Regions from separate parts of the Homo sapiens genome. Here all the other regions are linked to region 3. The links are chromatin loops, found by intact Hi-C in ENCODE. Cell type or tissue: GM12878. All regions are shown on one strand. Each heading gives the region's core, and the rest is flanking DNA. Links, peaks and the distances in the headings are about the cores only.

Region 1 (7,994 bases), core at 1,979-5,978, 110 kb before region 3:
CTGTCCATCCATCCACCCATCTAGCCATCTTTCATCAGTTCTTCCTTCCTTTCATCGATCCATCTGCCCATCCATCCTTCATCTGCCCTTCTGTCTATCCATGCATCCATCTATCATCTATCCGTCCATCTGCCATTCCTTTCATTCGTCTATCTACACATCCAGCCTACATCTTTCTATCCGTGCATCTGTCCTTCCTCTTTTCTCTTCCCTTTATTCATCCATTCACACTTCTTCCTTTTTTCCATCCATCCAATGCTTTTCAAGAATGCACCATATCCCAGGTACAATCATCTCTACATGGCCAGCCAGACTCCTGGCCTCAGGACTGCTGGGAGATCCAGAAATGCATACCCACCTGACAGTTCTCCCAGGAGGAGCAATGCCTGTCTTCAGGGACAGAGGCTTGGTCAATAAGAGGTTTGTTTATTTTTTCCCAATCTGTGCACCCTCATCTTAGTCTAAGCTTCTGGCTACCCAGAGACCTTCTCAAGGTGAGTAGGGAGGGATGATTAAGTTTCTCTAAAAAGATACACAGTGACTCCACATATAAGACATCACTCCCTTCTGCTCACAAGATAAGGATCCCTTTGGAAAGAGCTAATAGGATGAAAAATCACAGCAGCCAAGATTCCCTCCACTCTCTCATTAAACTAAAGAGCAGGGGGCACAGAACTGAGATGAATGAAACAGACCTTAAGTTGGTCTGACTTAAGACCAGTAACTGAAATATGATTTTCATTTGAAAGTTGGACCTAAATGTTGCCGACAGCAACCTTAAAAAAATCAATAAAGAAAAGAGGGGATGAGAGTATAGTGAGAAAAATGCAGACACTTATAAGTTCAAGACCCTGTGGGACACTCCTGAATATTTTAAATATCTTGGGGGAAAAAAAATGAAAACAGTTTCTCCCAACTTAAACCAGAGAAGGGAGTCTCTTTCTAGTCTGCAAATCCTTTGAGGCAATTCTTTAAATTATTTACCAGCTTTTTGATTATATTTTATGGTGGGGTGGGTGGCAGGGGGAGGGAGAGAGGAAAAAAGAGCTGGGCAAGAAGTAAGTGGGAAAAACCTGCTGCTGACATTTTCAATATCTGTCTGGAATATTTTAAAAGCCCGTGTCTGTTTGAAATCGCACAGTCTTGGGCAACAATGGACTGCCGCCTCCCATACAGCTTTAGGTCATATTTGCATACAAAAGACCGGCTGCTGAGCAGCTATTATGCCAGGGAGCCACAGCGGGCCTGGGAGAGGCCAGGTTACCAGCAAGTGTAAAGAACCCACAGAGACCCCATTAATTTTTCAGGAATTCTCAGGCCCTGGCCTTTTAAAGGCCAGTGGGGAGAAATTCCAGTCAGAAGCCTCCCCACAGTCATTGCCACTAAACGTTGGGTCCAAATTGAGAAATGAAGAGTGACAGGGCCTCTCCCCTAATTACGGGGGACTCTGGTTCCTGAAGGCTGCGGTGAGCAACACCCTTCACAGAGCCTGGTGTGCACCGAGCTGGGGAGAGGGCTGCCCACACTCCTCAGGGGGAGTGTGCACCCGAGTCTCCCTCTGAGGTCCAATTTCAGGAAATTTATTACAGTTGTAAGCCATTAGGTGCCAATTTTTCAAATCAACCTTATGATTCCAAAGCCATGAAAGCATTTGCCGCCTAATAGACTTTGGAAACCCTTCTACGGGGCTCAGAGCTGAGCTAACGTTCTCTAAAAGCATCGCAATAAAGCTTCATGTTCTTCAGCATTCTCGGGCCTATAAAAACCTGATGTGCTGCCAAGTAGAGTTTGGGTTTCTGGGCTGTTCCAATCCCACCAAGGTGGGTGGAGAGAAGGGTGGAATTCAGGAGAGCATGGCCACTCAGGCTAAGAGCACAGAACATTACCAGCAACAGAGACTAGTGGCCTCTGAAAAGGGAAGGCCAGCACCCACCCTCCCATGGGCTTTGGGTAAGGCCTGAATTAAGGACATAGAACTATTAGCATAATGCCTGGCATACAACGGGCTCCTTTCTCCCCTTCCTCATCCTCCACTCCACTCCACAACCCCTAAGATCAACAGTTTGACACCAAGGGCAACTTATTTCATGGCGAAAAAACAAACACAAAAACACAAAGCAGCTTCTGAAAAAACCCAGGCAGGGATCTACCTCATTTTCCCTGGTTAGGGAAAGGGGCCCAGGAAGACCTTTGCCTTTGAGAGAGGTGTCTGCAATGTGATGTGAGCTGACTCTCATCTCAACAAAATGCCTCCTCTGTGTGTTTTTTTTTCTTTAAGTAGAGATGGGGTTTTGCCATGTTGCTCAGGCTGTTCTCGAACTCCTAGACTCAAGTGATCCACCCGCCTTGGCTTCTCAAAGTACTGGGATTATAGGCCTGAGCCACCGCACCCGGCCTGTGCTTTAATTTAGGTTTTCAGAACTAGTCATCTAATCATGTTAAATAGAAATACAACAGTAATGAAAAGGATAATAATATCACATGCTTAAACTATTCTTGATGGTTCCATCAAAAAAAATTGTTTTTCTGCCTTTGAGAATCATTCATGTGGCCCAACACGAGGGCATTTCCCAGGGCAGGTATAAGATGAGTGCTGTCAGCAGGAAGCAAGGAAGCCGCACCACTTAACAGGGAGGCTAGTGCAGGCTTTCACGACAGTATCTCATGCCAGGTGGGCACCGCTCATGGGGCTCTGTCATATCTGACGATGGAGACGGACCGTTTTCAACTCAGAACCAAGGACTTTTTGGTAAGGTCAGACGTCTTCTGGCCAAGCTGAAGCCAGAGGCTCTGCAGGCTGCCTACTGGACCAATCTCAGAGAAAAGAGGAAGGGACAGGAACAGAGTGGCCTACCAGGAACTCTCAGGCTTCCAAAGAGTGTCCCAAGGGGCAGCAGCGTGGGAGGATGCCCTGCCTCTCCCCATCTCCTCCTTCCAGCTGAAGAGGCTGGCCCACACCCACACCCCGTAACGAGGCAGCAGTCTTCTTGCTTGCAGCCATCCTCAGAGAAATGGATCTAACCATGTTCTCCCCAATCTGACCCCCTACTTGAGATCTGTCCAGACCCTTCCAGAAAGGTGGCCTATCCACTTCTGCTTCTAAGACACCTCTGCTTTTCCTTTTTGTTTTTTGAAATAGGGTCTTGCTCCGTTGCCCAGGCTGGAGTGCAGTGGCACAATCATGGCTCACTGCAGCCTTGACCTCCCAGGCTCAAGTGATCCTCCTGCCTCAGCCTCCTGAGTAGCTGGGACTATAGGCACGTGCCACCACGCCTGACTAATTTTTGTTTTTTTCTGTAGAGATAGGGTTTTGCCATGTTGCTCAGGCTGGCCCCAAACTCCTGGGCTCAAGTGATCCATCTGCCTCAGCCTCCCGAAGTGCCGGAATTACAAGCGTGAGCCACTGCCCTGGCCAACTCTTTTTCTACCTCCAGGTCACTTCTTTCCTTCCTTCCTTCCTCAACTCCCCACCTCATCTCCCAAAATATCAACCAAGGAGACAGAACCACTGTGAGTCCAGAAAATATTCTTGAAAACACACACACACACACACATACACACACACACACACACACACACACACACGTTCATTAAACTGAACCAAACTACATGTGAAAGTAGACAAGGTGGAGACACTTTAGGGGTGACAAAATTCAGGTAAACTCTTCAGTCTGAAGTGTTCCAGTCTAAGGATCCAGAAAGTGTCGAACAAATGACAAAGAAGAGGGCGATGCTGGTTGGATAATATAGAGAATGAATGCACAGAACTGGTGTTGGAGGGTAGGTCTCAACTATTTAGAGAGGGGGAGTGCTCTGGACTGGGCACAGCAGATGTGCTGTCCAGGGCCAGGGGCAGAGCAGGGGGCTGGAGCAGTGGGTTCACACTGCTGAATGGATGAAGCTGAGGTTGTGATTGGACTGGACAGGGAAGGGTCTGGAAGGCCAGGTATGAGAACACCCCGGAGATTCTGATGGAGGCACCCCCATGTGAAGGCAGTGCTCATGGGGAGGCAGAAGAAGCCCCGGGCTGTTGGGGAGGAGACCCAGCCAGCTGGGAGGGCGGGGCAAAGCCTTAGTGGGTGGGTGACTAGGGCCTGGACAGGAGGCAGTCTCAGTGGGGCCATGGGGAGGGAGGCTGTAGAGACAGAAGCGGTGACTGGCTTGACAGGGGGTGGCTTTCTCAAAACTCTGAGAAGTCTCTAGGTTTTACTCATGCTGGAAATTCCCCAAGATCAAATTTTTTTCAAGTCATTTCAAAACTATTGGTCCTAGTCAGACAAAGGTCCTACTCACCCTGCCCACCACCCCCACTCCTACATACACAATGCTGGAAGGTCCAGCCCCACGCCTTCCCTCTCAATGCAGGCTTGACACTCCAGACGGAAAACAAGCCACCCTTGGCAAACTGAGCAGGCCGGGGTCCTAGCAGAAGGGAGAGGGCAGAGGGACACAGGTATCTATCTATATCCCTCCCAGAGCCCAGGACTAGCGTCCTCCAAGCTATAAGCAGGGAAAGGGGCACTCGTTGCGATGAAAACTGCAGCTCCTTAATCCTGAGACCTGTGGTGGAAGGGGCCCCATGGCCTCCACTGACATCCAAGCGGGAGTCTCCCAGCTATCACCATCCTCCGTTATGGACACAGGTGCCCAAGGAAGAGGGAAACACCAGGAGAATGTCTGAGTGCTTGTGTGTATGACAGAGACTATAACAGGAAGGTGCCGGCACAGCAGCCCTTGCAATTCACCAGGAAGGAAGGAACTCTGGCTATCCAGAGGCCTCTGCCACATTACAGACTTAATGGCCCATAATGCTTTGGGGGCCAACATTCCCCTCTTGATGAATTTCAACTCAGTTGTCTCTGCACTTCACCTAAATGGATTGCCTTTGAGGAGGAAATGCTTTAAGTGATAAGGCTTATTCAGGAGAATGTCCTGCTCTGTGCTGGAATATTTTTTGATCGATAGAAGGAAATTCTCCAAGTATGCAGACTCACATAGATATACCCTTTTTCTTGTCCACACTCATAAACCCCTGCTGGGAACTGCAGCCTACACAGAGGAGTTAGTCAATGTTCCAGAAGAAAAGTTTTGTCAGAGAAGGGCAGGGGAATCTAGAAGCTGCAAGGTGAGATGTCTGGGGTCACGTGGGCACAACACCCACCTCTGGAAAGGCAAAGAAAGGAGTCCTGGCAGGGGCTGGCAGCCCAGGAGGCACCTGTCCATCTCTGGTGGATGGCTGGGACCCACACAGTAAGGTGAACCATGAAGGGCCAGGCAGGTGAGGTGGCACCAGAGAGACACAGAGCAAGAGAAAGTCGGAGAGAACCCTAATCCAATGTGACTGGTGTTCTTACAAACAGGGGACATTTAGGCCCAGGCATGAGCACAGGGAGAGGGTTACATAAAGATGAAGGCAGAGATTGGAGTGATGTGTCTACAAGCCAAGTAATGCCAAAGACTGCCCGCAAGCCACCAGAGGCAAGGGGAGAGGCCTGGGACAGACTGTCCCTCAGAGCCCTCAGCAGGAACCAACCCTGCCCGCACCCTTATCTTGGACTTCTGGCCTCCCAAACTGTGGGACAAGGCATTTCTGTAGCTGAGGCACCCAGTTTGTGGTACTTTGTTATGGCAGCCCTAGGAAACTAATACAGAAAGAGAGAAGGACAAGAGGAAGGAAATGGGGTAATGGAAAAGGAAGAGTAAGAGAAGAAAGTTTATGCAGAGCTGCCATCTCCTTCTCAAAACCCAAGGGTTCTAGCTCACGTCTGTAATCCCAGTACTTTGGGAGGCCGAGGTAGCAGATCTCTTGAGGTCAGGAGTTTGAGACCAGTCTGGCCAACATGGTGAAACCTGTCTCTACTAAAAATACAAAAATTAGCCGGTGTGGTGGCTCACGCCTGTAATCCCAGCTACTCGGGAGGCTGAGGCAGGAGAATCGCTTGAACCCAGGAGGTGGAGGTTGCTGTCAGCTGAGATCGCTCCACTGCACTCCAGCCTAGGTGACAGGGCAAGAGACTATGTCTCAAAAAAAAAAAAAAAAAATCCAAGAGTTGGGGCTCTGCCCTACTGTTCCCGACAGCAGCCCGGGCCCCAGAAGGAGAAATTTCCTACTTCCCTGCACATTCCCTCTGCTTCCCTTCATTCCAAGCCCCTCTGCCGAGGCTACCTCTTAGGAGGATTAATTTTTTAATACATCAGCACTCTGTTTTTCTGTACTTATTAAATTTAAGACAATGAGTCATTGAACCTGTGAGACTTGGGTTGACTAATTACCACTGAACAGCTGCCTAGGATGACCGTGTGGCCCTCGGGGAGCAGGCCAAATGCTGTCTGTGTGTGGAGCCCAGAGAAGAGTGGGTGACAACACTGCACCCATGTGATCTGTGCAGTCCACTCTGCGGCCGGGTCAAGGGCAGGGAGAAGCCGGCAGACCCCATGGGCACAAGCTCAAGTGTCATGAAGGGTGTTGCCAATGCCCACTCTTCAGAGGAAATGGGGCACTGAGACAAGGGGAGACTGCAGCCCCTGCCACAGGCCCATAGGACAATCAAATTTAACTTTCCACCAAAGCACCTACAAAGAGGGCTGCAGCCTCTGCAAGGAGGGATTCTGAGCATTGAGCATGGTGAGTGAGCACAGTATGGAAGACACACAGCTCCTGCCTCACGTCTCTCCTTTGGCCGGAAGAAATGCACCACCCAGAGCCTGCCACCCTCCTCAGAACACACTCTGCCATTTCAGTCAACCACGCTTTCTGCCTAGAAAGCTCCTCTCCCTTCTCGGCTCAATGGTGACCTCCCCTTGAAGGCTATAGAAGCCACAGCTCCCCTGCCTATGGATAAAGTACAAGTTTCCTAGCACCACTGGGACCTGCCCCTGCCCACCTCCACCCTACTGCCATGGTTCCTCGCCTCCCTTTGTTCCTTCTGGCATTGCAAACTGCTGTAGTTCTCCAAACACACAGGCGGGGTGCCTCATGTCCCATTAGTACTCTCCCCAGGTGAACCCATCCAGCTCCTCATGATTCCTCTGCCTTCTACCTGCTTTCATGGTGGCGTACATCAAATCTTTTTCTTTTCTTCTCTTTCTTTTTCCTTTTCTTTTCCACTTTCCCTCCCTACCTTCCTCCCCTCTTTCCTTCCAAAGACAGGATTTTGCCCATCAAATCTTTTTCTTTTCTTCTCTTTCTCTCTTTTTCCTTTCCTTTCCTTTTTCTCTTTCCCTCCCTAACTTCCTGCCTTCTTTCCTTCCCAAGACAGGGTTTGGCTCTGTCACCCGGGCTGGAGTGCAATGGTGCAACCACAGCTCACTGCAGCCTCATCCTCCCAAGCTCAAGTGATCCTCCTGCCTCAGCTTCCCAAGTAGCTGGGACTACAGGCATGTGTCACCACGCCCAACTGATTATTTATTTATTTATTTATTTATTTATTTATTTATTTATTTATTTGAGACAGAGTTCCGTTCTGTTGCCCAGGCTGGAGTGCAGTGGCATGATCTTGGCTCACTGCAACCTCCACCCCCCGGGTTCAGGCAATTCTCCTGTCTCAGCCTCCCGAGTAGCTGAGATTACAGGTGCCTGTCATCACGCCCAGCTAATTTTTACATTTTTAGTAGAGACGGGGTTTCACAATGTCGGCCAGGCTGGTCTCGAACTCCTGACCTCAGGTGATCTGCCCGCCTCAGCCTTCCAAAGTGCTGAGATTACAGGTGTGAGCCACCGTGCCCGGCTAATTTTTTAATTTTTTGTAGAGATGAAGTCTTGCTATGTTGCCCAGGCTGGTCTTGAATTCCTGGGCTCAAACAATCCTCCTGCCTCAGCCTCCTAAAGTGCTAGGATTAGAGGCGTGAGTCACCACCACACCCGGCCAAGCCATACTTTCGTTAAATGTTCTGCATGACTCTACCTTACCATGAGGCCATGAGTAAAGGCTGTGCCTCCTGTCTCCAGGACCTACCACTACTCAGATGCAACTGGTGCCTGAATAAACAAACAC
Region 2 (7,994 bases), core at 1,979-5,978, 65 kb before region 3:
ATTACAGATGTGAGCCACCACGCCTGGCCTCTGCTTTTATTCATGCCAGTCCCAACTAGGAGAAACAGAGAGCTTCTCTCAATGAGAAACCTTCGAAGCAATTCAACAGTACCTTCCGTGGGGGCACCCCGGCTTCAGCCTGGTGAAGAAGTGATTTTAAAATTTAGAAGCCCTGGCTCCAGTGGACACCCGCATCTCCCATTTCCCCAAGAGATGGAAAGAGTTTGCTTCCATTTAATCTCTTCCTCAAACACTTCTCTGTCAGGCCATGCTTCATGAAAATCTTCACTCTAACGCTGAACACTGCAGACCTCCATTGAAATAAAGGTTCTGTGAACTCTAAGCCTTTCTCTGGAGAAGGTTTTTATCAAATGCAGATGTAAAAGGTAACAACAGGAGAGGAAAAAGGCCTGTGCCCCAGGCCTGTGCATTTCCAAGGCTGTATGGACACCCATTCATCACCTGCACGAGGATGGGGACACTGTCACGGCACAGTCACCTCAGCACCTGGTACATCAAAAGCACTCAACAACCATTTACTACTGAATGAAAAAAATAAATTAAAATGTATGTAAGATCAAAAACATGTCTACAATTGGGGAAAAGTTGACTCTCAGAGACCTCCTAATGCTAAAACTTTATAATTGGAGAAAAATCCCAAAATGGGTACTGGGTGACTACTGAGTGTAGGGCACTGCCCCATGTGCCGTGAGGACGCACACAAGAGCAGCAGGAGGGAAGAGATAAACAGGCAACAAGCTGAACGTTATCTTAAAAGAGCAATGCAAAATTTAAATAACAATGGTAATGCTTTCACAAGGCAAGACGTAATTGCCAAATGTATTAGATGAAGGAAAAAGTCAGTATTTGTCTTCAGCTATATCCTGTCTAGGACAAAACCGGTATGCAGCTAGGAACAATGATCAAAAACCCATTAAAAATCACGACTAAACACATCCACTTGAAAACATTTTATTTGCCACCATTTTTGTTTCAAGATGACAATCTGAAACAGAAACACAACCCCCGGTCTATCCTGAAACTCTCCTGCATGTATCTCACTCAGTCAAAACCATTTACAACTTCATGGATTATCAGAGAACAGAGAGGCAATGTAACAAGTATTTAAAAGTCAAGGTATAACAGATTCCTCACTCTTCAATATTAAAAAAAAATGTTCCATATGACAAATTTCAGAGGAATGTAAATTTTAGAAAGACTTGGGCACAAAAATCCTAAGACCAAAAGCTCAAGCTCACTCTTATGCTGCCTTAACTGGTAGAAATGTAAATTAGTACAACCTCCCTGTGGGGCAGTTTGGCAATAAATAGCAAATTGTAAAACGTATTATTATCTCCTTATTGTAAATTCCTAGAAGTGGAATTGCTAGGTCAAAAGTATTGCAGGAGCAGGAGAGAAATGCATGCACAAGGGCGGTCCTGCCAGAACTGGCTATAATACCAAACAATGATCATAATGATACTGCAAACAACCTAAATGATCCTAACTAAGGGTTTGCGTAAGTCAATCATAGTGCATCGATATCACAGAAACAATGAAGGCAACAAATATGACCATGTAGGGTACAATCACATGGAAAAATGCCTCTGACATACTACTGACCAGAAAAGGCCATCTGGCAAACACCACATATGATCTCATTTATATAAAAGTGTACACAACCGTAGTTTATATATGTGCAGACAGACCTCTGGAAGCCTACACCAAAATGTTACTGTGGGTTATCTCATGGTGATGAGATGAGAGGATTTGTTAGTTCTCTGTTTACTTATGTATTTAATTTTTTCTAGTATGTCTTTTCGTTTTTAAACAAAATCATAATGCTGTTAAAAATAAACTTCCTTCATTTACAGATCACCCAATTCTGTGCAAAATGTGGGACTTTCTTCACCACTGATCCCAGCAGCTGAGTCCCAACTGTAGTTGTGGAATATTCCAGAATAACTCCATGCAACTCACCTACAACCCTGGCCCTCCCCTCTTCAGGATACCGGGCAGGATTAAATGTGAGAGTAGTGCACTCCGCCACCCTGGGAAGAAAGGCTTTTATAGCCCATGATTTCCAGGCCATTCCAAGTGCTTCCTGAGTCCTGCCCCACCTCCTGCAGGGCCGGATGACTAACCCTGCCCCAGGAAGGAAATGGGGCCTCGCTGAGGATCAGAAGTTGGACCTCATAAAATTGCAAAGCAGATCAGGTGTCCGACTCCCAAGCACAGCCTCCAACAAATCCCAGGAGGGTCTGCTGGGCTAAGCTCCTCCCTCTTGGTTCTAAGCCACCTCATCTGCAAGCAAAGGGATGACACTGGCTGTCCTGGAGTCATCAGACCCCTGCCCTAGAGTCATCAGGCACAGAGGCCACAGGCACCCCGAGAAGGCAGACAGGGGCCCAGCAACTCCCATGGGAAACACTTCCATCCACCTGGCAGGTGCATGCAGCCTCTGGAAACCAATATGGAAGCCACCCCTGAAGCATCAGGAGATGTCCAGAGCCAGCAGCTGTGACACTAGATAGTCATGTGTTAATGGCTCCCAAGCCTCACACCACACAGACTCCAGGAGGCCAGGCAGCAGCTCTGTTTTCCAACTTCTGGAGCTATGAGAAAACTTTCAAAGGATCTCCAGAAGAAGAAGAAAAAGACTGAAAGAGGGAAACCGCAAGTCAGAATTCCCACTCTGAGCCAGACACAGGCTCTTCTGTGCCTCTGTTAAGCCCCAAGGCAGAGAGAACGCTCATCTCCCATTTAGGAAACAAATACTCAGAGAAGCTAAGAGACTGGCTCAAGGGAACAGAGCTACTAGGTAGAAGATCTTCAAATGTATGTCTGATTTTTCCCTCCTCATCCCAGAAGGATACCTTGGAGTATTAGAGAGACTGCATTTTTCTCATCCTGATTCATTTAGTCCTTCATTCTTTTGTTTGAAGAGCTTAACAGAAGACAGCTCCTACACAGGGCTCTCTCTTTCCAGGTAATAACAAGCTCTGAGAACATTCGGAGAGTTCAGGGTTCATGCTGCCCCAAAGGATCTCTGAGAAGAACCAGCCCTCCACACAACCAGCTGGAACATCACAGTGATTGCCCCTGCAGGAGATGTATATAATAAAAATTGAATGCTGCAGCATGAACTTCATACATACTTGTCCTCTTGGTTTATTCATCAGAAATAATTATCTGTGCTTGCTTTCACAAGAGCACATATTTTATAGGGTACATTAAAATTTAATGGATTTTTAATAATATTGTAACTACCGCAAGAGAAAAACTGGAAAAAGCTGCGCCACATGTCTTTGTGGCATTTTGGTGGTTTGGCTCCAGCTTCGCAAAGAAAGAACTCATTTGGTGAGGAGGGGCGGGCAGGAGAGAGTGAAGAACCCATGCAAAACGCTGGGTGGGTATGAAAAATTTTATATTTGACTACTGGCATGAGAGATCTGTGCTGAGGGAGGGAAGTCAAGAAGGAAAGATGACAAATCAACAGGCATACTTTAACAAATGGCAAATTATGCTGGACTTAACCTGACTTTGGGCAACTTGGGATGTAGCTCAGAACAGAAGGAGGATGGTGATGGTGATCCACGCAACAGACACTTCAATTGTGGAAAGGCATGAGCAGGCGCTGGCCAACAGAATAGAATGCAGCTACAGGGCTGGAAGAGATCTGAAATCTCATCCAATGTCTACAAAGCCGAAATTTGTAGAAAAGATAGCCAAGGCCCAGAGAAGTAAGACGAGGCCCAAGATCACAAAGGAAATTAGCAGGTCTTTACATTTCTGTCGGGCTTCTTCTATTACTGTGTGTGGCCCAGGTTAAAAGCATATACTTAAATCTAACTCGAATGGCGAAGATAATGTTCTCAAGTCTTTAATAAACTGCTGGGTTGCAAGCTGCACATTTTTAGCCATTTCTGGGAAATTTAATTCCATTAATTTTCATAAGCCATCCCATGGTTTTTATTTTGATATGCATCACAAAAGATCACTCTATTTTAACTTTTTGGGAAAAGTTTTTTCTCTCCCTATGGGACTCGAACCCACATATCTGAAGGACTCATTAAAGAATAGAGTCCTATCTAGAGGCCAAGATGAGGTGGCCCCTTTAGTTCCTCATAGAAGGCTGCTATACACGCACCCAGTACAGTCATCTGGAGCCTCCTGAAGTGTCACCAGTCCAGAGACCAGTGTCTATTTCTGGACAAAGAAAGAAACCCATGGTGCCCTGCCACCAATGATGCATCCACAGCCAGGCTGACTCACCCATTCGTAAGTGCACTGCCAAAAATAACACCTTGCCAAAATTACGTTGCCTAATCTTTGACAAAGTAATATCCAAATTAAAATGAAAAAAAGGCTTAAATGTCAAGTGATGATGGTGATTTACGCTGTACTGATTTATATAATGCGCCACATCTCAGATGGGCCAATTTTTCCATGACATCAAAGCAGACCACGAGCAGGGTTAGCGGTGACAATGATGGCTGGAGAATGAGCATGGGTCTGGAGTTTGCTAGCCCTGGACTGAGCGCTCTCTCTGTCCCTTGGCAGCTTTGTGCCATTGGGCATGTACTTTCCTGTCCCGGACCCTCATTTTCCTCACCTGTGACAAGACAAAAGAATACCTACCTCACAGGGAGACTGTAAGAATTACCCATTTATCTTTTTTTTTGAGGCTGAGTCTCACTCTGTCACCCAGGCTGGAGTGCAGTGGTGCGATCTCAGCTCACTGCAACCTCCGTCTCCTGGGTTCAAGTGATTCTTCTGCCTCAGCCTCCTGAGTAGCTGAGACTACGGGCACCTGCCATCATGCTCGGATAATTTTTGTATTTTTAGTAGAGATGGGGTTTCACCATATTGGCCAGGCTGGTCTCGAATTCGTGATCTCATGATCCGCCCTCCTCAGCCTCCCAAAGTGCTAGGATTACAGGCGTGAGCCACCGCACCTGGCCCCATTTATCTACTAATAAAAGCAGTTCGTGTAGTACCTAGTACACAGTGGAGATGCAATTAATGAGAGTTATTATTTAAAATACCTGGTATTTACTATCACTAAATACGATTTGAGTGGATTGATAGTTCCTTTCAATTTTCATATGTAGAACTATAATTGTAAAGCTGTGTAACATTTGATAGTATTAAATATTAAACCACTGTGTAATTAAAGCCCAAAATGTCAAACACTGCAGCATAAACTACCTGACAGGCCTCCAAATGCCCTTTCACCAAGGTGTGATTTCTATTTATTTTGCTTTGTTGTTATTTTTGTGGTTTTGAGATGAAGCCTCACTCTGTTGCCCAGGCTGGAGTGCAGTGGTACAATCATAGCTCACTGCAGCCTCGAACTCCTGGGCTCAAGCGACCCTCCTGCTTTAGCCTCCCATGTAGCTAGGAGTACAGGCACATTTTTTGTACAGATAGGGTCTCACTATGTGACCCACACTGGTCTCAAACTTCTGGCCTCAAGCGATCCTCCCCACCTCGGCCTTCCAAAGTCTTGGGATTATAGGCTTGAGCCACTGCACCAGGACTATTTATTTTGTCTCAGTAAAAGTATACTGTGCCTGAGGAGAAGGAGGAGGAGGAGGAGAATGAATGGGGAGGAGGGACAGAGGGAGAGAGGCAGAGAGGAAGTCCACCAGTAGTCTAGAAGGTTCTACATTCCCAGGCCTTGTCTCTTACTGTTGCCACCTTCAGGAAAAACCTCTCCTTCTGATCTACTCCGTCCTGTGCAAGCATCAGGCCTTCCACACGCCCCATGTTCACGCCCTACATACACACACAAGCTGTAACTATCTACAGCTGGAGATACTCCGTCAAAGTAATCACATGACCTCTCAGTGTCAACATGCGCTTTGACAGAGGGTGAGGGGACTGCCACGGGGCCATTAAGCGTGGACATTAAAAGCGCTGATGGAGCCAAAACACATTAACCTGTGGAGGAAGCCAGGCTATCAGCTGCAGCTCCACCGACATCATAAAAAGTAAAGAGGCCTCAGTAAGGGAACCAATATTACAGCCATTGATATAAATTATACCTCAGAACAGGGGAGAAGGGGGTGGGGTATAAAAATGGAACAAGTTCAAACTTCTTTTATTGTAATAGTCTCCAGTCGAGCATAATCACCAAAGCTATAGTGCAATACGATTGCCAAAACTAGACAAACATCTGTGAGATGGATTCATCTCAGAGGGGAGGCCAACAGCTTGTTATCATTAAAGCGGCGATGCTCGCTCTGCGCCTGAACTGCAGGCCGCCTTGTTACTGCGTTTGCGGAGGCAATTGTACCAGATGTTGGCAACTATCTTCAGATAGATGACAGACACCTGCTGTTGAGGAAATTAAGCTCCTCATTGGCCTCTCTGATTTGGGGGTGGGGAGGAAGAAGCAAGAAAAAGTGACCCTTCCAGATAGCCCATGGGACAGGCACTAACCCAAGAGGGTGGTTGGAGCTTGCCAGATGGGCAGGCCAGCTCAGCTCCTGGTGTCAAAGACCCAAGAAGGGCCCACGGGGTGCTGGTGGAAAGATGGAGAAGTTTGGGAGGAATCTAATTCAGGCTGGGAAAGTACGGAGCTCTGCGCCGACTCCCTCGGCAGGTTGCTCTTGGTAACGGTCTCGGAGACTCTTCAAGAGATCCTAAATTTGAAACATGGCTATGGACATTAATCATCATTAAAAGCCAAACAGGCAATTTTCAAACCATGTCATGCTGACTCAGACAGAGACAAAGGCTCCAAAAGTGGGGGAGAGCAAGGACAAGAGAGATAAATACCACCTATGCCACCATGGACAAATAAAAATCGTGAGAGCCCATAATTCATTTTTCAGACTGCCCCGAACGTCAGTCGCTAGTTATTTGAAAGAAATGATTCATTCCAAAGTTGGCAGGGCTGACCCATGTCTACCTTGCTGGAGGGTGGCCTGTGAGAAAGATGCTGATAAAATGCAATCACCTGCGTCCTGGACCCTAGAGGTGCAACCTGACTCCTTTTCAGCAGAGGGCAGTCAACAGAGCTACCCCAGGACCCAGCAGATGGGTTCAGTCCCAGAGCACTGGTGATCTCCTTACAAGGTCGTCAGATCATCTTGGCCTTCCATTATTTCTGGGCAAGTAGTGATTCTCCTTCCTCTTGGATTATCAAATTTGAACCAGGATACCCCATACTTGATTCATTCTTACTACGATTACTGACACAATCTGACACCAACACCGACAACTGTCCTCAGTGAGAGGCAGCAGTGCGGACTCAGGGGCAGAAGCAGGCCCAGCCAGGGTCCACGGCGTCCTGACCGAAGAGACCAAGGTCAGAATGTTATTCATGAGCCTCAGTTTTCTCATCTGTAAAAGGGTCTGCAAAGCCCCTTCTAGGTCTACACAGCTAACAGCCCTAACCTGTTCTCATCACAACCAAAGAAATTAGATGGCTTGGTGCAGCTAGTTGAGAAATGTACTAGCTGGCTGGCACAGTGGCTCATGCCTGTAATCCCTGCACTTTGGGAGGCTGAGGTGGGTGGATCACCTGAGGTCAGGAGTTCGAGACCAGCCTGGCCAACATGGTGAAATCCCTTCTCTACTAAAAATACAAAAAAAAAAAAAAAATTAGCCAGGCATGCTGATGAGCACCTGTAATCCCAGCTACTCGGGAGGCTGAGGCAGGAGAATCGCTTGAACCTGGGAGGCGGAGGTTGCAGTGAGCTGAGACTGAGCCACTGCACTCCAGCCTGGGTGACAGAGTGAGACTCCATCTCAAAAAAAAAAAAAGAAAAATGTAATAATTGCGTTAAAGCCCAAGTTTTCTACCTCTACTGGCAGCCCAATTTGGGGGTCACTCTAATATTTAGCCACAAAACAAAATGGAACGTGCCTTTTTAGCCTGTAATTAAGGTTGTTTCATGTCCTTAACCAGTAAGAACTTCTTTGCTCTATTTAAAAAAAAAAAAAAAGAAAACCTCCATACTTTAAAGTTCCTAGGACAGAAA
Region 3 (7,994 bases), core at 2,466-6,465:
ATAAAATTGTTAGAAAATGCTGTTGCAACAGTTGACGGATCATTACAACAGCCACTTAGCAAGCCATAAACTCACTGGGCAAACAGAATTGGGTCAGATATTAATTTCCACAATGGGAGGGTAACCAGAGACAAGTTACTTCGCCATCTCTCCCTTTTCTGATCATCTGGTGAGCTTCCATTGCAGGAATGCCACAGGATCTTCCGTTTAGGAAATGAAGGCTGCAGTTCCCTCAAATATAAACAAAGACAAGATTTCCCATATCCAACACTATTACCGAACAAAATGGAAGTGCAAATAGAAATATACGTTTAATTTAAATGTCTGAGCCCAGCTCTGTTTCTACAAACTGCAATTTGGTTCCACATTCATTCCCTGGCCATTGAAAGCCAACCTCATTTTGTTTACAAAGATACTGCCCACCACTGGGTTCCGTGCAGTTCCACGAGCCATTCACATATTCTCAGTTCCAGAAGGAAAAGTCAAGACCACAGGCCAACAAGGTAGACCCCTTTCCTAATAGCCAATTATCCCAATCCCAGAGATAAATTCTGGCTTTTCCAGGAGACCTCAGTTTTATGTATTTTCTAGATTTTGACCAAAATAATTTGTAGAAATATGTAAGAAAATGGAATTCCATTTTTCTATCTTTGTAAGCCTGACCATACACATATATAAAATGATCCAGGACAGGGCCTTAGGGCATGTGTTCCAATTTTGGGCTCAGAACGTACAGTCAAACCTTGAACAACACAAGTGTAAACCATGTGGGTCCACTTATATGTGGATTTTCTTCCACCTCTGCACCCCTGAGACAGCAAAACCATCCCTCTTCTTCCTTCTCATCAGCCCACTCAATGTGAAGATAACAAGTCTGAAGTCCTTTATGATGATCCACTTCCACTTAAAGAATAGTAAATATATTTTCTCTTCCTTATGATTTTCCTTTTTTTTTTTTTTTTTGAGACAAGGTCTTGCTCTGTCACCCAGGCTTGAGTGCAGTGGCATGATCTTGCCTCAATGTAACCTCTGCATCCTGGGTTCAAGTCATCCTCCCACCTCAGTATCCTGAGTAGCTGGGACTACAGGCATGAGCCACCATGCCCAGGCTAATTTTTTTTTTTTTATTTTTTGTAAAGACAGGGTTTCACCATGTTATCCAGGCTGTCTCGAACTTCTGAGCTCAGTCCATCTGCCCGCCTTGGCCTTCCAAAGTACTGGGTTTACAAGCATGAGCTACTGCACTCAGCCATGATTTTCTTAACATTTTCTTTTGTCTAGCTTACTTTATTGTAAAAATGCAGTATATAATACATATATAAAGCATGTGTAATCAACTGTTGATGTTATCAGTAGGCTCTAGTTGATGATAGGTTAAGTAGTTACATTTTGGGGTACTCAAAAGTTATACGCAGATTTTCAACTGTGCAGGGGGGCCGTAACCCTTGAGTTGTTCAAGTGTCAACAACATATTAACTGTGCACAACATACCCCCCACTCAGTTCAGCTAGGATCCCTTCAGAAAGGAAGCAGATGGGAGATACTCCTGACCTCCCCATATTCCGAGTTAATATTCCACTTGTTACAATCCATAGCAAATTTTATGGACAAGTTATAACCGTCAGAATTAAGCAGCTCACACAGAAATCTGCATCTTCACCTTAACCATGTGGCATCTACGCATCCCATAATTAGCCTCTGCTGAATGAATATTAAGTTGTACGCAGGTACAAAGGGTCAATTATATCACCAAATGAAGAAAAGAGAAGACACTTGTCTTGGCCTCTGGTTCTGTCTTAAATTAACTTTTAATATTGAACAAAATGTTATATTCGCTCTTCCCATATTCTAAAAATTTCTCTTCTGTGGAAGCAATAAGATATTTTTAAAATTTAATAGAACTAAGAAACTGTAGAAGAATCACTCCATGGGCATAAAGCCTAGTTCTAACATTTTCTCTTCATGGGTTCACACAAAACACTCAGAAACACTGCCCACCTCAGTGCTACCAGATTAAATGAGTTGAGATGCTATGGCCCTCACGGGCCAGGAGAGCATCTGGGGACAAGAGACAAGTCAGCTGTGCAGCTAAAAGTGGAACCTGGAGCCCTTGGACAGCCCCAACAAAGCCAAAACCCTACTCAGCAAGGGAGAGCCCCTAAACCAAGGGCTGACTAGCCTCTCCTAGAGATCAGAGGCTCGGAGAAGTTAGGAAAAGGCAAAACTGTTCAAGAGAAAAAGTTTCACCTATTATACCCCTGGGCCTCAAGCCCTTTCTGATGTGAGGCAGGGTAGAAAATCCACCAATAAACAAATTAAACACACAAGCACGAGCATGTGGCAGCAGCCCAGCTCCTTCCTTAAGTCCTAAAACTGCAGTCTAAGGAAGACCCAGGCTTGCTCCAAGTAGCTGCAGACATCTGGCTTCTGAAGCCCCCATCATAATAAAACATGGGTGCAACCCCCAGTGCCTCCTCGCCTGCTCTGGGCAGCCACTCCCTCACCACACGTGAAGGCACGGAGCTTTCTGGAAAACAGGGTCTACAGCACTTCTCTGGTGCCAAACCCTGGGACACCTGAGGATTTCCTAAGAGATAAGATGGAGGGCCAGGCTCCCTGAGTTGCCTGTGAAGAGTTTCCCAGAATACCCCACATCACAAATAAAGGTGCTGAGTGGCATCACGAGGGGTGGGGAGCTCAGCATAGTGGGTGACAGGCTAAGGCAGCAAATAGGAGAACACTCATAAAGAAATTTTAAACTATATTCATTGCAAAAGAAAGCAGAGTAAGCCAACCATAAAGGAAATGGTAGTGGGGTCACCAAGGGCTCGACAGGGCTTCAGCCAGGGCCTCAACAATTGGGATTTCCGAAAGGGAAGCAGCAATGCCTGCTGTAGCTGCCAGGATCCTATAGTTTGGGGTGTCATCACTTGACCTCAGCCACTGGATGGCAGATGCAATTCCCCTACCCATGACTGGGTACAAACTTTGCCATCAAGTGCTATTAATCTCACTACCAGCTTTTATTGAGGACTCACTCAGACAACCTTGGCAGGGAGGCAGTACTGGGACATCCATTTTATAGTTGAAGAAACTAAGACTCAGACAGGTAAGTCCGCCCCCCAGAATTACAGAATTACAGAAGTTGGTAACTGGACTTGGAGCCTTTGTCTTTCTGACTTTAAGACCCATGCTCTTAACTATCAATCACCCTATTCTATCTCCCTTGTAGCTGAATTCAATAATATTAAAGCTGAATTCAATAAAATTAAATTTTAAAAATAAATAAAGATTAAAATGCCCATATTGAGTTGGAACAAAGATATGCCACCATGAGACCCAGACAGCTTGATGGGCTGGCTCTCAGCAGAGATGTGCCCCACTCCCCAAACCCAAGCAGTGGGACCTAGGGGATTTGGGGAATCGGAGAGAGTGCATAAGATGCAGGGTCATTCCTCCGGGAGTGGCGGGAGAAAGGAAGGGGCCCCTGCCACTGGGATGGCAGGACCACCTGTTCACCTGCTCTGCTGAACAGTTCCCATTCTCCCACCCAAGTTCTGGCCAGCAATGGCATCAAGAGACTTTTGTGGGTGAACAGAGTTGCCCTCTATAAAACCAATCGCAAAGTATAAGGAACAGCCCTCTATAAAACCAATCTCAAAGTATGAGGAACACTCCTCAAAAGATGATACGTTGCTAGGGCTGGGCCCTAGCAACATATCATCTTCGATTTCACCTACAATCTTCTTGACCATATTTACATTTTAACATGTACAACACTTTAGGTACAGACACTTCTATAAAACTGTTAGAAGTGCAATGAAAATCAGCACTTCTTTTATTTGTCCTAAAATTATTTTCCTCAAACCTTGTACTTATGGTTTTCATGGAATTTGTGTGACCTTCCCTCTTTTAACCTCACTGGGCCATTTCATTTGCACAATGAAAGCTTTGATCTAACAAACCTCCAAGGCCCCCTCCAAACGCTAATGACTAGGATCTCACATCCCATATTCACCTTTCTAATACATCACTTTCATACTCAACCTTCTCCAATCTCACTTTTCCAAAAGATCCTTGTACTAGTGATGACTTTCTAGGATGACCATTAGTCCATAAGATGCCTTTGCATGAATCAGAAAAAGATGCTTCCTTCCTTCAAATGGACGCAGCCTGGCCTCAGAGCCTTGAGTCATTCAAGGTGTTACCTGGCAAGCCCTTAACCTTAAATATCATTGCAATCTTCAGAAGAGCCAGCTTCAGCCCATGAATGCAACCACCCAGGAGAAAAAATGCCTGAAGGAGTCATTCTGGTTTTACAGGTACAAATGCTGTCCATAAACACACACACACACACACACACACCCCCCCACACACACAGAAAAACCCACGAAGATCTTTCTCTTCTTCCCTCTGCCCTCAACTTTTCACTGATGCTTTTCTTTAAGGGCAAATAGTTGCCAAGGTCTATAACTGCAAGCTTTGCAACTCCCCGTGGGAGCCAAGCCTGCCAAGTGTGGTGCCTCAAATAGCAGCCCCCAAAGCTGTGGGGTTCACTGAGTATCATTCAAGACAGAAGCAGGAAAGCATGTGTGTGACCACAAGACCTCAGAAAGGAGATGGGGCTGTACAGAGATCCTGGCTGGATGATCAAGTCACTAAGGTCAAAGGTAAGGGCAAAGACTCAGTCAAGAGAAACAACAGAGCACCTTCAGCTCATCAAAAAAAAAGATTAATGTATTAATCGGAACACTAAGCATTTCTCCCTTGAGTATTTTCTCTTCCTATTTACTGATCAAATCTTTGTGAATGAAAGCACAATCCTCTTACTGGATCAAGAACGACACATACACAAAAGCCCCTCAACTGAAAAATCAAGTCGGGCAGGTCATGATTTCACCTTTATGTGAACAGGATGCAACCACAAAGGCCTGGATAGGGAGCTGGTGGCGCAGCTCCCACCAGCGTCATCGTTAATAAGTAAGCAGCAGCGGCCTATGCAAAGCTCTCCTCGCCCTGGCAAGCACACTGACCAGGTCTGAGCAGGCACGACCCAGCGGTGCCAAGAAAGCACAAGGTCTGGGGCAGAGCAGGAGGGAGGGGAGGTGTCTGTGTGCTGCCGAATGAAGCTCAAGTGGCTGGATCCAGCTCCGAAGGCCAGAAGCTCTAAGCAGCCCCTTCTACACCACACCACCCACTTCCTAATGTTGTTTTTCCCACCGGCGGTGGACTCTGACTCTGGGTGGCCTTGGGGGTCCTGGAGCTTAAGACCATGCAGAAGCTGTCACTCGGGAGACCAGAAGTTCAGAAGTAGGAGCTGCAGCCGCCTGGGTCTGTGGTTCTTGGCTGCCCCGAGAGGCAGTTCCTCTGCTTGGGGAGAAAGCAGGGTCTTTGTGGCAGTGAACAAGGCTGTCCTCAAGGAGAAACGGGGCCAGAGCTGCTTTGTTTTCTCAGGAAGGCCTGAATCATTAAGGAGAGAGCAAGCTCTCGAGCACACAAGATGAGAACAAATCAGCCCCGAGAAGCGGGGAAGGGTCTACTGAATGGGCCCTGGGCAGCTGGCCTGGGAGGTGCAATGTTGGAGCGTCTCAACCGGTCCAAAATAACCACACCAATTTGCACACGAATAAGCAAACACAAAACCCCAAAGCGAGGACATTCAAAACCGAAAGCAGCTGCTAATCACCTGTTTAATTTTTTTTTTCTTAAATTAGCTGCAACGAAGAATTTTCAAACTCTCAAATACAATACACGGCTTAACATTTTCATACACCTGTAAAACCAGTAAGTTAAATCCCATTACAAAAGACTCCAACTTATAAAGGAGCAGTTCAAATACAGTTCTTATCAAATATAAACAATGGAAAATGATTTAGGCATAAAACATCAGTCACTGGAAATTAACATTTGAAAAAAATTTTTTTACATAAAAACCATCTGTGTATTGAGATGGTGCACTCTGCTAAACCACAGGCCTAATTAGGAAACTAGGAACCAAGGCATTACAGAGCAATGCATTAAGTTTTGTGTGTTTTCGTCTTTGGGGGAGGGGGGATCTTGCTGAAATCTTATCAATACTGTGTTGTTCTTTCTTCTCTGTACATCTAAAATGATGTCTATGTCGGATTGCTAAGAGTGCTTTTGGCTGACAGACAAAACACAACTTGTCTTAGTCTGGGGTGGTTCTCCCTGCTGACGTCCCCACCCAAGGATAATCTGCTTAAGAGTCCAACCAGGGCATCAAAGTTATCAAGAAGATAAAAATGAAGAAACATGCCCGCCAAAAAAGAAGTTATGCAAAGAGGGGAGATCTGGTATGTGTGGGTAGTAAGGTCCAGAATTAAACCTTTCTTTCCCCGTCACTCTCTTTCCTAAGCAAAAGATTAAAAAAGACTGGCCAGGCACGGTGGCTCAAGCCTGTAATCCCAGCACTTTGGGAGGCTGAGGCGGGCAGATCACCTGAGGTCAGGAGTTCGGGACCAGCCTGGCCAACGTGGCGAAAACCCAACTCTACTAAAAACAGAAAAAATTAGCTGGGCGTGGGGGTGGGTGCCTGTAATCCCAGTTACTTGGGAGGCTGGGGCAGGGAGAATTGCTTGAACCCGGGAGGCAGAGGTTGCAGGGAGCTGAGATTGTGCCATCGCACTCTAGCCTGGGAAACATAGCCCATGTCCTAGCCTGGGAAACATAGCCTATGTCATCTAAATGCCACTTTACATCTTCCAAAGTATTTGATGGATATCTTAGTTGATGCACCCAGCTCAGAAACTAAGTCTCAGAAAGGTTAAATGGCACATCCAGGGTCACAGAGCAAGTTATTAAAAGGTGAGCCAGAGTCTGGAACCCGCCAGGCCCTGCCTGCCCCCATGGCCTCTCAAAATAGCATTGCCAGAACAAGGGAGGGGGTTTGGCCCAACCCTCAGAGCAAAAGAATCATGTGGTCATGATCAGTGGTAACCACGAAAATCAGCATGTGATTATAATTCAGGAGTCTGTGTTTTGAGGGTAAAGACACCAGTTCCACTTGAGTTTTGGCACGCATCCCTAACAGAAAGGTCTGAGGCAGAAAAGGAAGAGAAAAATAAGGGAGACCAAAGAGGACAGACCAAAGCTGGACATACACTGTTGTGTCTGTTCAGCACCCCTGTCTTCAGGGAACCTACCCAGTTCCAAGGGACTATCCATCACAGACTGGTCCAAGGGCTGGACCTGTGACCTAAGCAAGGCCAATCAGGGAACTTTCCTGACAGTGATATGCAGATGCTGAAAGAAAGCAGTACTATTTCCATGGGAGCTGCCAAGCTCCTATGTGCATCCAGAATCCTGACGGCCACTTCACCAACTCATGGAAAACATTTACGTGCAAAAGGAGTGAATGAGGCCAACCCACAGAGAAAAGGAGAGAGGAGAGATGAGGGACAGAGAGAGCCATGGTGACATCACCGGAGCCCTGGGACCAGCTGTGACAAAACCAGGAAAACTCCTGGACTTTACAGTTATGTGGGCCAAGGTATTCTCCTTTCTGGTTGGGTTCCTTTGAGTTGGGTTATTTGAAACCAGAAGGATCCTGACTTATGACACAGAAGACAATCTTAAAAATATGCTGGTCACAGACTCCACATTTTTCAGACTATCTTTATTTTCAACACTCAGTTTTGTGGCCCCATAAAACCACTTCCACTCTTGCCTTCTAGAGTCTACTCTGCCCAGCAGCTAGAGAGATCTTCTCCAACAGTTAATCATACTGCATCATTCTCTGGCTGCTCGAATCCTTCCAACAACATCCCATCGCATGCTCCTTTGTATTAATACAAGCTCCCAGGCTCCTTGTATCTGGCCCCTGCCTCTCTCCTCAAACTCCTCTCCCACCCCCTTCCTCATCACACCCTCTCTGCTCTCACCTGCACTTCCTGGAGGTTCACACTTATCAAGCTTTCTCCTATCTCAAGATGTTGCCTCTGCTGCTGCCTCACCTAAAGTTCTGGCGACCATTC

What was found. Hi-C counts contacts between places; a loop is a spot of excess contacts. Peaks named below come from ENCODE experiments on the same cell type or tissue, not always from the same donor. Only the 100,000 strongest peaks of a DNase experiment are listed, where the experiment ranks them.
Region 1: it touches region 3 in a loop (5-fold over the local background); 2 of 110 quality-filtered maps call a loop at or near these places.
Region 2: it touches region 3 in a loop (2.6-fold over the local background); 6 of 110 quality-filtered maps call a loop at or near these places.

What each region holds. Positions count from the first base shown.
Region 1 is chr17:57,459,582-57,467,575 of GRCh38, reverse strand. The region is part of intron 6 of MSI2 (musashi RNA binding protein 2); the gene reads right to left. Among named protein-coding and RNA genes, the nearest start is that of MSI2-AS1, 140 kb to the left of the region's middle. RefSeq lists enhancers at 1,310-1,559, 3,875-3,954, 4,055-4,374, 5,311-5,550 and a silencer at 4,254-4,548. In GM12878, for the core only: no CTCF peak of the experiment used is centred there; a DNase peak (open chromatin) is centred at 4,195; H3K4me3 peaks cover 1,022 bases; H3K27ac peaks cover 4,000 bases.
Region 2 is chr17:57,419,150-57,427,143 of GRCh38, reverse strand. The region is part of intron 6 of MSI2 (musashi RNA binding protein 2); the gene reads right to left. Among named protein-coding and RNA genes, the nearest start is that of MSI2, 170 kb to the right of the region's middle. RefSeq lists enhancers at 2,022-2,316, 4,200-4,379 and a silencer at 4,150-4,350. In GM12878, for the core only: no CTCF peak of the experiment used is centred there; a DNase peak (open chromatin) is centred at 4,213; H3K27ac peaks cover 1,932 bases.
Region 3 is chr17:57,354,576-57,362,569 of GRCh38, reverse strand. The region is part of intron 5 of MSI2 (musashi RNA binding protein 2); the gene reads right to left. Among named protein-coding and RNA genes, the nearest start is that of MSI2, 100 kb to the right of the region's middle. RefSeq lists an enhancer at 7,569-7,618. In GM12878, for the core only: no CTCF peak of the experiment used is centred there; DNase peaks (open chromatin) are centred at 4,559, 4,922, 5,619 and 6,006; H3K4me3 peaks cover 2,283 bases; H3K27ac peaks cover 2,984 bases.